Regions from separate parts of the Homo sapiens genome. Here regions 1 and 3 are each linked to region 2. A link is an interaction called in ENCODE POLR2A ChIA-PET data of the cell type or tissue named here. Cell type or tissue: MCF 10A. All regions are shown on one strand.

The links. Peaks named below come from ENCODE experiments on the same cell type or tissue, not always from the same donor. Only the 100,000 strongest peaks of a DNase experiment are listed, where the experiment ranks them.
Region 1: POLR2A ChIA-PET joins it to region 2 with 5 read pairs; 1 of 35 experiments calls an interaction of 5 or more read pairs at or near these places.
Region 3: POLR2A ChIA-PET joins it to region 2 with 5 read pairs; 1 of 35 experiments calls an interaction of 5 or more read pairs at or near these places.

What each region holds. Positions count from the first base shown.
Region 1 is chr5:16,566,622-16,570,621 of GRCh38, forward strand. The region is part of intron 2 of RETREG1 (reticulophagy regulator 1); the gene reads right to left. Among named protein-coding and RNA genes, the nearest start is that of RETREG1-AS1, 47 kb to the right of the region's middle. In MCF 10A, no CTCF peak of the experiment used is centred here; DNase peaks (open chromatin) are centred at 2,500 and 3,710.
Region 2 is chr5:16,491,629-16,495,628 of GRCh38, forward strand. The region is part of intron 3 of RETREG1 (reticulophagy regulator 1); the gene reads right to left. Among named protein-coding and RNA genes, the nearest start is that of ZNF622, 28 kb to the left of the region's middle. In MCF 10A, no CTCF peak of the experiment used is centred here; DNase peaks (open chromatin) are centred at 923 and 1,813.
Region 3 is chr5:16,573,621-16,577,620 of GRCh38, forward strand. The region is part of intron 1 of RETREG1 (reticulophagy regulator 1); the gene reads right to left. Among named protein-coding and RNA genes, the nearest start is that of RETREG1-AS1, 40 kb to the right of the region's middle. RefSeq lists an enhancer at 1,503-2,067. In MCF 10A, no CTCF peak of the experiment used is centred here; DNase peaks (open chromatin) are centred at 1,671 and 2,001.

The DNA.
Region 1 (4,000 bases), 75 kb after region 2:
CTTCCAGAAATAAGTGTCTCAAAATTGCTTGCTTCATTTTTTTCAAATAATTAGAATTGTGCAATTGATGTGGTTTTCCTTTTTGCCTTGGCTGCCAATATGCATGTGGATAAATCTGTTGATCAATCAGTGGTTACCAGGTTAGACTCTTGCTCCTCTTCTAGACCTCTTTTGAACAGTTTTGTGCTTATGTTCCAAATAAGCTTCTTCAAACTTGTTGGAGGAAGGTGGCATATAAAAACAAATGGAGAACTCAAAAGAATGCAGGGGACTGTGAGCAATAATAAGGTTTCAACTAAAGTTGGAAAGTTGGAAAGCATCAGCTCAGCTTGTCATTTGACAATTCTCTAACAATCCTGGAGCCAAGAGTGGAGAAAGTAGATGATGGTATAGGATGGGCATTGGCTTGTTTGTTTTATTATTAAAAAGTAAAGAAATGAGTATAGCTGATGGATAAGGAAACAAGGACCTTTAGAATGGTAAGGACAGCATCTCTGTAGTCATTGAGCATGGACCAGGTAGGAGCTGAGTAGAGGGAGGAAGTCAGTCTAAAGGCAGGGCTGAAGAACAGTACAAGTGGCAAGAGACTTAGCAGGGAAAGAGTCCATCCAAGAGTCAAAGAGCTGGTTCAACAGGCATGAAAGGCCAGGGAGGAGTGGAGACAGGGTGCACTGAGAACTAACTCGCAGACTCTGCAGGTCTTGGAGACACTGTGCTTCCAAAGGCCAAGGTCAAAGATGAGGCTACCTGATAGGCAACCAAATCCAGGCCATCTGACAAGCTATCAGAGTACAAGTTGGAATGACAGAGAATGGTGAGTGCACGAAGGACTGCAGTTCATGGGCCACAATCCCTACTGAGACCACAGTTGATGGCAACCAGGGTGCTGAGGCCAGGCATCAATGGACAGTGTAGATTTCACAGGAAGGAAAGTATAAAGCAGCAGTGGTTACAGATGCTCCACAGGTGGCTGGGGGAGCCTCAGAGCCACCCACTGAGCCCTCCTCCCACAGCACAGGGCAGTAGCTAGAGAAGATCTTCAAGAGAGCTGGGGGGCAGGCACGCTGACTCACACCTGTAATTCCAGTGCTTTGGGAGGCCAAAACGGGGGGATCACTTGAGGCCAGGAGTTTAAAACCAGCCTGGGTAACACAGCAAGACCCCATCTCTACAAAAATTAAAAAAGAAAATTAGCCAAGTGTGGTGGCATGCACCTGTAGTCCTAGCCACTCAGGAGTCTGAGGTAGGAGGATCACTTGACCCAGGAGCTCGAGGCTGCAGTGAGCTATGATCACACCACTGCACTCCAGCCTGGGCAACACAGTGAGACCCCAATTCTAAAAATAAACAAACAAACAAACAGAAAAGAAAGCGGGGGGCAGATATGACTGGTTCTATCTCAATGAGAGAGAATGAAGCTAGTCATGGAAAAGTTTCAGGATGCAGGAGGAGTTTTCCAGGCCATAGAAGAGTTCCCCAGAGTTCAGACAAAGGCATTAACGCAGGGAAGCACACACTCAAGGTACATAACAATGACAAAGAGAGGGAGAGAGAGAAATCCATCCCAGCGAGAGGATGTTCACAGGCAATACAAAATAGACATGGGCTCCCACAGGTTTCACAAACATTCACTCACAAGATGATATCACTGACTTTTTTTTTTTTTTTGAGATGGAGTCTCACTCTGTCACCGAGGCTGGAGTGCAATGACGTGATCTCAGCTCACTGCAACCTCTGCCTCCTGGGTTCAAGTGATTCTCCTGCCTCAGCCTCTTCAGTAGCTGGGATTACAGGTGCCCACCACCACGCCCGGCTAATTTTTTGTATTTTTAGTAGAGACAGGGTTTCACCATGTTGACCAGGCTGGTCTCAAACTCCTGACCTCAAGTGATCCACCTGCCTCGGCCTTCCAAAGTGCTGAGGTCATGCGGAGGCATGAGCCACTGCACCCGGCCTCATCCATCTATTTCATATTAAGCACCTAAGATGGTATCAAAGATTGTAACTGGGAGTCGTCAAAGTCATAGAAGCAGAAAGTAGAATGGTAGTTGCCAGGGGCTGGAGGAAGGGGGAACAGGGGAAAGGGGGACTTGGCTGTTCAATGGGAACAGAGTTGCAGTCATCAAAGATGAAAACGCTCTAGGGATCTGCTATACAACAACATGCACGGGAAACAATACTGTACACTTAAAAATTTTCTAAGAGAATAAAACAAAAATAATAACTGGGGGAAGGATACAATTAAACTCTCAACAATAAAAGTTTCATATTTTTAGCGAGAAAACGTGGGAAGCAGAGAAGCTGGAAGAGAGGGAAGGAGAGGAGACTGCTGACTTGGTCGTCCTTTCATTGTCATTGTCGTTGCTATAAGCCGGGGCATCTAACAAGAGCAGCTGGCAGTTCTGATTGACGCCATGGAGTTACCGTAACTGCATCTGGATCTAACGTGAAGCCAAACTGTGCCCTGCAGAGACTGATTCATCGCAGCAGCAGCACCCTGCGCTAGGAGGCCTGCGAGATGGGACTGCTGCCAACTATTCACAGGGCTCCCCAATGGGCCTTTGTCCTAAGAGACTCTACTGAAGGAGGATGAAGCTGGCACCAGAGTTTCTTCAGCACAGAAAACAGAGCTCTAGGAAGACAGAGTAATCATTCCCATTTCTTTCTTTTTTTTTTTTTTTTTTTTAATTTTTCATGCAGTAGAAATGCTACACTCAGAGCACTGTCATCCGGTGAAGACTGAAAGCCTGTCCTTGGACAACGGCCTGATCTACAGGATTGCAGGGAGGCTCTGCCTCGACAGAGGTCTGGTTCCCCACAGGGAGCCCAGCACCCAGGTTGGGCCTCAGCACAGAAAGGGGCTCAACACGGACTGACCCAGGAACACACAAACCCCATGTGGCCCTGATGACATGTCAGCTGGGCGAAGTAGACAGCTACTGTGCTGAAGGCCCTTCTATTTGACGCTTTTATTGACCTCTTATAAAGCCCTGTGGTATGAGGATGTTTTCTGCCATTTCACAGGACAGAGAGGTTCAGATGGTATAGGAGGCTGACTCATAGCTCACAAAGATACCAAGTCACAATCCCTGGAATCCATGATTGTCACTTCAAGTGGAAAAAGGGTCTCTGCTGAGGTGATTAGGTTAAGAAATGTGAGATGAGAAAATCACACTGGATTATCTAGGTAGGCCCCAAATGCAATCGTAAGTGTACTTACAAGAGGAAGATGGAGAAGTTTGACATAGACAGAAGAGAAGGTCAGGTGAGCATGAAAACAGATTGCAGTGATGCGGCTGCAAGCCATGGAATGCCCGCAACTCCCAGGAGCTGCAAGAGGCAAGGAATGGATCCTTCCTTAGAGACTCCAGAGGGAATGCAGCCCTGCCAACGCTTTGATTTGGGCCCAGTGACACTGACTTCGGACTACTGTCCTTCAGAACTTTAAGAGAAGATGTTTCTGCTGTTTTGAAACACCAGGTTTGTGGTCATTTATTACAACAGCCACAGAAACAAATGCAGTCTATCATGGGGCTTCTCCACAGGTAGGAAATGGAATGAACTAGCTCAAAAATGAGGCCCTTTAGGCTGGCATTCTTTCTATTCTACTACCTTAATTTTTTTAAAGGACTGAATTCTTGCAATGTAAAGGTTTCCTGCAATTTGTGAGTATGAAATTTCCACATCTGCATGAATATCAAGCCCATGAGTCAACAGCGGAAACGATCTGTGTGTGAGGGGCCAGGAGTGAGAAAAAGACAGTTGCAAAGTCTTTCAGCTTTGCCTTTGGCCTTCCACACATGTCTATTCCTTATAACTTGTGCCCAGACTAGGGCCAAATTTGAGGAAACACTGAAAACACTCAGATGCTCAGCTTGCTTCCTGGGTCCATGTTTAGCTTACTCTACACCAAGATAAAATGGTTGCAGATAAAATGTATGAGTGGCTTTATGTCCTGAGATTTCCCTGAGGGAGTTCCTGTAGAGGGTGAACATATTAC
Region 2 (4,000 bases):
TCCTATTAAAAATCTAGAAAACAACTGTCATCTATAGGGAAGAGTTTTGTTTTGTTCTTTCTTGCAAATGGGCAGTTAAAATGCCTTCAAAATTAGCTAATTAGGAAATACGGGCCAGGCACAGTGGCTCACACCTGTAATCCCAGCACTTTGGGAGACAAAGGCGGGAGTATCCCTTGATCCCCAGAGTTCATGACCAGCCTAGACAACATGGCAAGACCCTGTCTCTACGAAAGAAAGGAAAGAAAGGAAGAAAGAAAGAAAGATGCTTCATATATTCCAAGACTTTCTGGAACTGAAAATCGGTATTTCATATGAGATTTCTGCGGGCAAAACTTGAGCCTTAATGTGTGACTTGGGGATCCCTGGATCCATGAGTATCTCCTGCGGGCACTGTTCCCACATGGCCCACCAGCATTTGTGATACCAGTAGAGAACAGAACTGGGCCCTGACGAATATCCAACCTTCACATGAAATATCAGAGAAAAATGACTCCCTTTTTGGTTTTGCTTTTCAAGTTTTTGTAGGGCAACTGCACCCCGCTGGAGAACATTTTCAGACAGTGTTGTCCTCTCTCTCTCTCTCTCTCTCTCTCTCTCTCACACACACACACACACACACACCATTCTTGTTAGGTTTTAACTTTTTCACATCCTTATGAATTTATAGTGCAATAATCATTTCCAAAGATGTTTTGATTTCTGTTATAATACCTCCAGAAAGTATACATTATTTCACACTACTCATTATTTTATTTTCAATTTATAAGAAATGGAAGTTGAAGCCAAACAATATTTTTCAGAAAGTTTGCTAAGTCACCATTCCATATTGACAAACTTAAAAAAAAAAAAAAAGGATTTGTTATAACTCGTCACCTGGCAACCATGACAAACAGCTGCTGCAACCATCACACCTATAAATATGCTTTGGCTTGGAGACCTTTCATTCTCAGCTAGTGACTAAGGGTCTCATGCTCTCTACTGGTAGTGGACATCTGTTGATGCTAATTCCTGTCGAATTTTTCTTAGAAAGGTCAGTCAGTATCTGGTTACAGATTTTAACATTTCTTAGTGTAATGTGTTAGAATTTTTTTTAATCCTGTGGATACTTATTATGTTCCTCTGTGTGTAGGTGCTTGCATATGACTGTATGTAGGCAGAGAAACAAAATAAAAACAGATATATTTCTCTGCATGAGCACTCACTGAATTAGAACCATGACAACGCAAATAAGATTTGTCAACTAGAGGATTAAAAAGAGTAAACACAAGATTAAGAAATTACATCGCACTCAACTTGAAGCGTTCACTTTCTCAGGCCAATTAGCCACGTGAGCGACTCCTCCCAAGGCCAGGGACCAGAAGGCGCCAGTGAGTGCTGGCTTTTTCTGCCTGGAGAAGCTTTCTGCCCGGAGAGCCCCATCTTCCTCAGAGCAACTTAGTGTTCTATTTGGGGCTCTCCCTTTTTTTATATCAAGTTTAAAACGACTCAGAGATCAGCTACTTACTTTTGCGATTGACCCTTTCCACCTCCTATCTCAAACTGAGCACTGCTACTTCTCCAGGTGATCATCAATTATCCAATCCACCTAGATCATTTGGGAGGCTGACACTCAACTACCCATCATAGTATTTATTACAGTTTCAAGTTTCTATGAACAAGATGCCAAGTATAAGTCATTTTTCAGCGTTTTTAATTTTAACATTTTAATAACTAGACTTTCATAAGCCCAGGGCATGAGTAATGCAAATTCCATTACTAGCATAGGACAAGCACCTACTTGAGACCTGCAGGAGATTCAACACCCTTTCATTTGTGAATGCCAAGATTTGCTTCAATCACTGTCCCTGAGGGCAGAAAATATTTCTACTTTATCCCTGAAGGACAGATAATATCAGATAGTCAAGAAACACTCCTCAAGGAAAACAAAACTGTTATTGTGAAGCAGGCTGGCTCATTTAGATATAAGTCTTTTCTTGCATTCCACTGAAGATCCACAATTTCTGATGAATTTCAACCCAGGGTTTACTGTAGTTGGAGTCAAAAGTAAATGTCCCTTCCCTGCATTGCAACATTTGGCCTACTTATATGAAACCTGTGAGGATACTAAAAAATATGTTTCCTACAGCACAAAAAAAAAAGTCATTAACAATATTGTTCCTAATTTTGCTTTTTAGAGATGGTACCCACCACACTGGTCCTGAGCACCAGGTATATACAACTCAAACACTGAATTCTCAAGTTTCTCCAAAGTGCTTTTATTATGAAGGCCAATTCAAATTATTTTTGTTTGTAGAATCAGCCTTTGTAATAAAAAGCAATAACCTGGAAGATGGCAAACTTGGAGTGACTATCGCACATTAAGATATTCAGTCAAGATGCTAGGCTGTTTAATTAGGTCATATTCCCAACTTAGTCCTTTAAAGAGTGTATCTCTCATTTATGTTCACATAAATAATCAGAGGCTTTTAAAGGAATACACTCTTACTAAGAGAATCAGACCCTTATCAGTCACAGAAAAAAATGACAATGCTTGCTAAACTTGCCCTCAGTCTCCCTCAATAGCAGATTTTGAGAATAAGCTATTATGTAAATAGTACATGTATTAATGGTAAATTAATAAATATAATATTCAACAACAGTATGCAGGGAAGATGGGTATGGGTATGAACCTGGGATTATAGATGACACAAAAAAAATGGTAGAAAGTTAATGACATGGTTTGAATCTGTGTCCCCACCAAATCTCATGTCAAATTGTAGTCCCAAGTGTTGGAGGTGGGGCCTGATGGGAGGTGGTTGAATCGGGGGCAGACTCTCATGAATGGTTTAGCACCATCCCCTTGGTGCTGTGCTCATGATGGTGAGTGAGTTCTCAAGAGATATGGTTGTTTAAAGAACGTGTGGCACCGCCCCCCTGCTCTCTCTTACTCCTGCTCTGGCCATGTAAGATGTGCCTTGCTTCTTCTTTGCCTTCTGCCATGATTGGCAGCTTCCTTAGGCCTCCCCGGAAGCAGAAGCCACTTTGCTTCCTGTAGAGCCTGCAGAACCATGAGCCAATTAAAACTCTTTTCCTTATAGATTACCCAGTCTCTGGTATTTCTTTATAGCAGTGCAAGAACAGACTAATAGAGAAAATTGGTACTGAAGAGTGGGGGCATTGCTGTAAAGATAAATAAAAATGTGGAAGCAGCTTTGAGACTGGGTAATAGGCAGAAGTTGGAAGAGTTTGGAGAGCTCAAAAGAAGACAGATGGATGAAGGAAAATTTGGAACATCCTAGAGACTTGAATGGTGGTGACCAAAATGCTGGTAGTAATATGGAAAATGAAGACTAGGCTGATGAGGTCTCAGAAGGAAATGAGTATCTTATTGGGAACTGGAGCAAAGGTCACTTTTACTATGTCTTAAGCAAGGCAACTGGCTGCATTGTGCCCCTGCCCTGTGAAACTCTGAACTTAAAGAGTGATGATTTAGGTATCTGGTGGAAGAAATTTCTAAGCAGCAAGGTGTTCAAGATGTAGCCTGGCTGCTTCTAAAAACCTATGCTTATATGTGTGAGCAAAGAAATGATGTGAAACTTGAACTTACATTTAAAAGGAAAACAGACCATAAAAGTTTGAAAAATTTGCAGCCTGGCCATGTGGTAGAAAAGAAAAGCCCATTTTTAGGGGAGGAATTCAAGCAGGTTGCAGATATTTGCATAAGTAAAAAGGAGCCAAGTGCAAATAGCCAAGTCAATGAAAAGCCCCATTGTCAAAGGCATTTCAGAGACCATCTAGCAACCCCTCCCATCACAGGCCCAGAGGCCTAGGATGACATAATGGTTTTTGTGAGCCAGGCCCAGGCCACCTCTTCCCTGAACAGCCTTGGGACACTGCTCCCTATGTCCCAGTCACTCCAGCTCCAGCTATGGCTCAAAGAGGCCAAGGTACAGCTCGGGCTGCTGCTTCAGAGGGTGCAAGCCATAAGCCTTGGTGGCTTCCATGTGGTGTTAACCCC
Region 3 (4,000 bases), 82 kb after region 2:
GGTGTTGTCACAGAAATGTGCAGAGAACAAGGAGAGGCACAGGGAGAGGGAGGATGGATTCGCTCCAAAGCAGGGAATGGTTTTTTTTTTTTAATTGGTTTTTTGGGTTTGTTTGTTTTTTGTTTTTTTTTTTTTTTTTTTGAGATGGAGTTTCACTCTTGCCACCCAGGCTGGAGTGCAGTGGCACGATCTTGGCTCACTGCAACCTTCTCCTCTCAGGTTCAAGCAATTCTCCTGCCTCAGCCGCCCAAGTAGCTGGAAATATAGGTGTCTGCCACCACGCCCAGCTAATTTATTTGTATTTTTAGTACAGACAGGGTTTCACCGTGTTGGCCAGGCTGGTCTCAAACTCCTGACTTCAGGTGATCCGCCGGCCTTGGCCTCCCAAAGTGCTGGGATTACAGGCACAAGCCACAACGCCCGGCTGGGAAGTTTTTATAGAAGCGGCACTTAACTGGGTCTGGGGAGGTGGATGCAACTCAGATGAAAATAGAGGCTCCTCCAATTAGAGAATACAACATGAACCAAAGATCAGACTCAGGAAAGGGTGAGGTACCTGTGGCACATCAAGTAATCTGGGGTGCCTCAGCAGGAAGAGAAAGCAAAAGAAGAGGGTTCAGAGACTGGCAGAGAGACAAGATTGGGGAGATAGGATCAGGGAAGACTGTGTCAAGCAGAATGCGCAGTAAGTCTTATGCTACAAACAATAGAGAGAAAGTCAAAGGTATAGAGCAGGGAAGTGAAATGATGGGTGATTTAGGGAAATGTCTGAGGGCAACAGGAAGGATGTGACGGGGTAGGGAGGAAGCATGGAGTCCAGACCACCTACTAGAAGGTCATGCAGTATGTTTGGTGAAAAGCAGATCAACATGAGATGCTGGGTGACGTGGTGGGTAGAGCCCTCCACCAGAAGGTGGCCAACCCAAGCTCTCACTGGTTCAAATGCTGTTTGTATGGCCTGGGCCAGCAAAATGAGCAGGTGGACTAGGTCAGTGTTTCTTAAATAACAGTCTGCAACTGCTGCCAGGTTGGCTGCCTGGAAAACTTGTTAAAATGTAGATTCCCAGGCCCCAGGCTCCTCCTCCCAGGCCCCCTGAAACAGGTGGTTTGATTACTAGTATTTGCATCTAATAAATATTTATTGATTGCCTAATTGCACCAAGCACTGTGCTACCAAAAGGGAGTGGTGAATTAGGAGCATAGAAAGATGGAACAGACATAAAAGACACAAGTTACAGAATAAAATGCCGCAGTCCATGTCTTTAGCAACAATCATTTGTTCCTCCACTAAATTTGTCCCTCCCCTAAGGAGCCACCACTTGCTCTATTTTTGTAGCTCTTGTTTGTTTTAAGCAAGGTTGCATTCTGGTGTTTGCTTGGTTTGGGGCCAGCCTCCTCACTCTCAATTCAGGATTCATTCTTGCTCTTGTTCATGTGCTGGGTGCTCCCAGTTTTCCCGACCTCACGTTGAAGTGGCAGATTTCATAGTGACCCACAATAAGAAACTCATTTATATTTACATACATATAAATGAAAAACAAGTTTTGAAAAATATTTTCCTTACAATTCATAATGCAGTTCAACTTTTTCCATTCAATTCTATTACGCGTTTAAATGCTGACTGTGAATCACTCGCCTGACTCAGGGCCCACTAATGAGCTGTAATGCGCAGCTCGGCTCACATGGCATGAGACAGAACCTGCAAATGTTCGAACAGCATGCTTCCTTAGAATGGCTTTCTTTGCAGGGTCAGGCAAAGCCCTAGCACAGACAGAAAGCTCCCTCAAGTTTAAAAGTCTTTGGAGCTGGCCAGGAAGCCATTTAAGCATCTTTTCAAAACCAATGAAATGCAAAACCAACCAAAGCACAAAGGCCATTAGTTATTCTCTTAGTGGAAGTTACAAACTTCCAAGAATAATAAAAAAGAAAATTAGGTAATGCCAGGACTGCAACCCACAGGCCTGGCTGCCAGACTTCATTTGGAAGGCATTGCCACAGCAACTCCAAAGAGCACTCGGGATGTCTGTCTATTCTGTCCTGGGCAAGGGCCCAGTTGGCATATTGGCCAAGGTCTTGTTGGTCATCGAGAATCCTCGGTCCACTGAGAAGACAAGCCCAGCAATTGCTTAGCAAGGTAATGCCAAACTGTATGGGACTACATATTTGATTCTTTGGTGGGTTAGTGTCATATAAACATGTTTGAGAAACGAAACCCTAAGAGAATAATCTGTATTTAGAAAAATCTGAGCACTTTTGGTACTTTAATTATTTATAATGTTTAAGATGATTTGTCTCAGGGCTCCACTTCAAAATATGTAGCTGAGTAATTTAGACTTGTGATTGGAAATTTAAAATCTTACAAACATGAGTTTATTCTTTAGTTTATTCATTTTTCAAGTAGTACCTAATATTTGGGAGGGTTTGTGTTATTAGATGAAGGAATTTTTAAAAAGTTTTTGTTTTGGTAAACTTCAAACGTACACAAAAAGAGAGGCCAGAGTGTAATAAACCCGGTTTCAACAATTCTCCATTCATGGGTAATCTTGTTTCTTCCATATTCCCACCCACTAAGCTCATCCTTCCCCCGAAATTATTTGAAGCAAATCCCAAACATCATGTAATTTAATCTGCAAATACTGCCATTTATCTTCAAAAACAAGATTTTTTCTTTTTCTTTTTTTTTTTTTTTTTGAGATGGAGTCTTGCTCTGTCGCCAGGCTGGAGGGCAGTGGCGCAATCTTGGCTCAGTGCAACCTCCACCTCCTGGGTTCAAGCAATTCTCCTGCCTCAGCCTCCTGAGTAGCTGAGACTACAGGTGCACGCCACCATGCCCAGCTAGTTTTTGTATCTTTATTTTTTATTTATTTATTTTTTTATTTTTTGAGACGGAGTTTCGCTCTTGTTGCCCAGGCTGGAGTGCAATGGCACGATCTCGGCTCACCGCAACCTCCGCCTCCCAGGTTCAAGCAATTCCCCTGCCTCAGCCTCCCGAGTAGCTGGGATTACAGGCATGTACCAACACGCCCGGCTAATTTTGTATTTTTAGTAGAGACGGGGTCTCTCCATGTTGAGGCTGGTCTCGAACTCCTGACCTCAGGTGATCCACCTGCCTCGGCCTCCCGAAGTGCTAGGATTACAGGCACGAGCCACCGCGCCCGGCCAATGTTTGTATCTTTAGTAGAGATGGGGTTTCACCATGTTGGCCAGGATGGTCTCGATCTCTTAACCTTGTGATCCCCCCGCCTCCACCTCCCAAAGTCCTGGGATTATAGGCAGGAGCCACCGCGCCTGGCCAAAAACAAGATATTTTTAACCAAATAACAATACCACCATCACATCTAAAAAATTACTTTAATTCTTAATGTCATCGAATATCCCATCAAGGTTCATATTTCCCCACTCATTTTTGTGTGCACGCACACACACACACACACACACAGACTGAAACAGGATCTGAGAAAGTCATCTGCTGAAATTGGCAGATGTGGATTTTAAGTGTCCTGGACCCTTATAGGTCCCTTGCTGTCAGGTTCATTTCTCCAATAAAGTTTTCCAGCTTCTGGGAATCGTTTGTTGTATCCTTGTGATTTGGTTTAACATTTTCCTTGATCTTTTGTGTAGCCTATAAGTTGGCACGTGGATCTAGAGGCTTGATAAGACTTAGGTTTGTTTTTTTTTTTTTTCCCTCTAAAACCCAAAGATAGGTGGTAGTGCCTGTTTCCATCAAGAGACACGCAGACTGTCTGGATGTCTTGGTGGCTACACTTGCACTATTGGCAGCCACAGACAATCCCTGTCTAGTGGCTGATTCCTCAGAGGCTACAAGGGGTGACGGCCCTTCACTCCTGCTTCGAGTAATAGCTGGATCACAGTTATAACGAGAAACTTCCCCTCATCAATGTCCAATTACACTGAGAGGTGGAGCTCGTCGGAAAGGCAGCATCAGTTCTTGAGTTCTTCCCTTTATTTTACCGGTTTTTTCAAGATAGTGAAGCAGTTC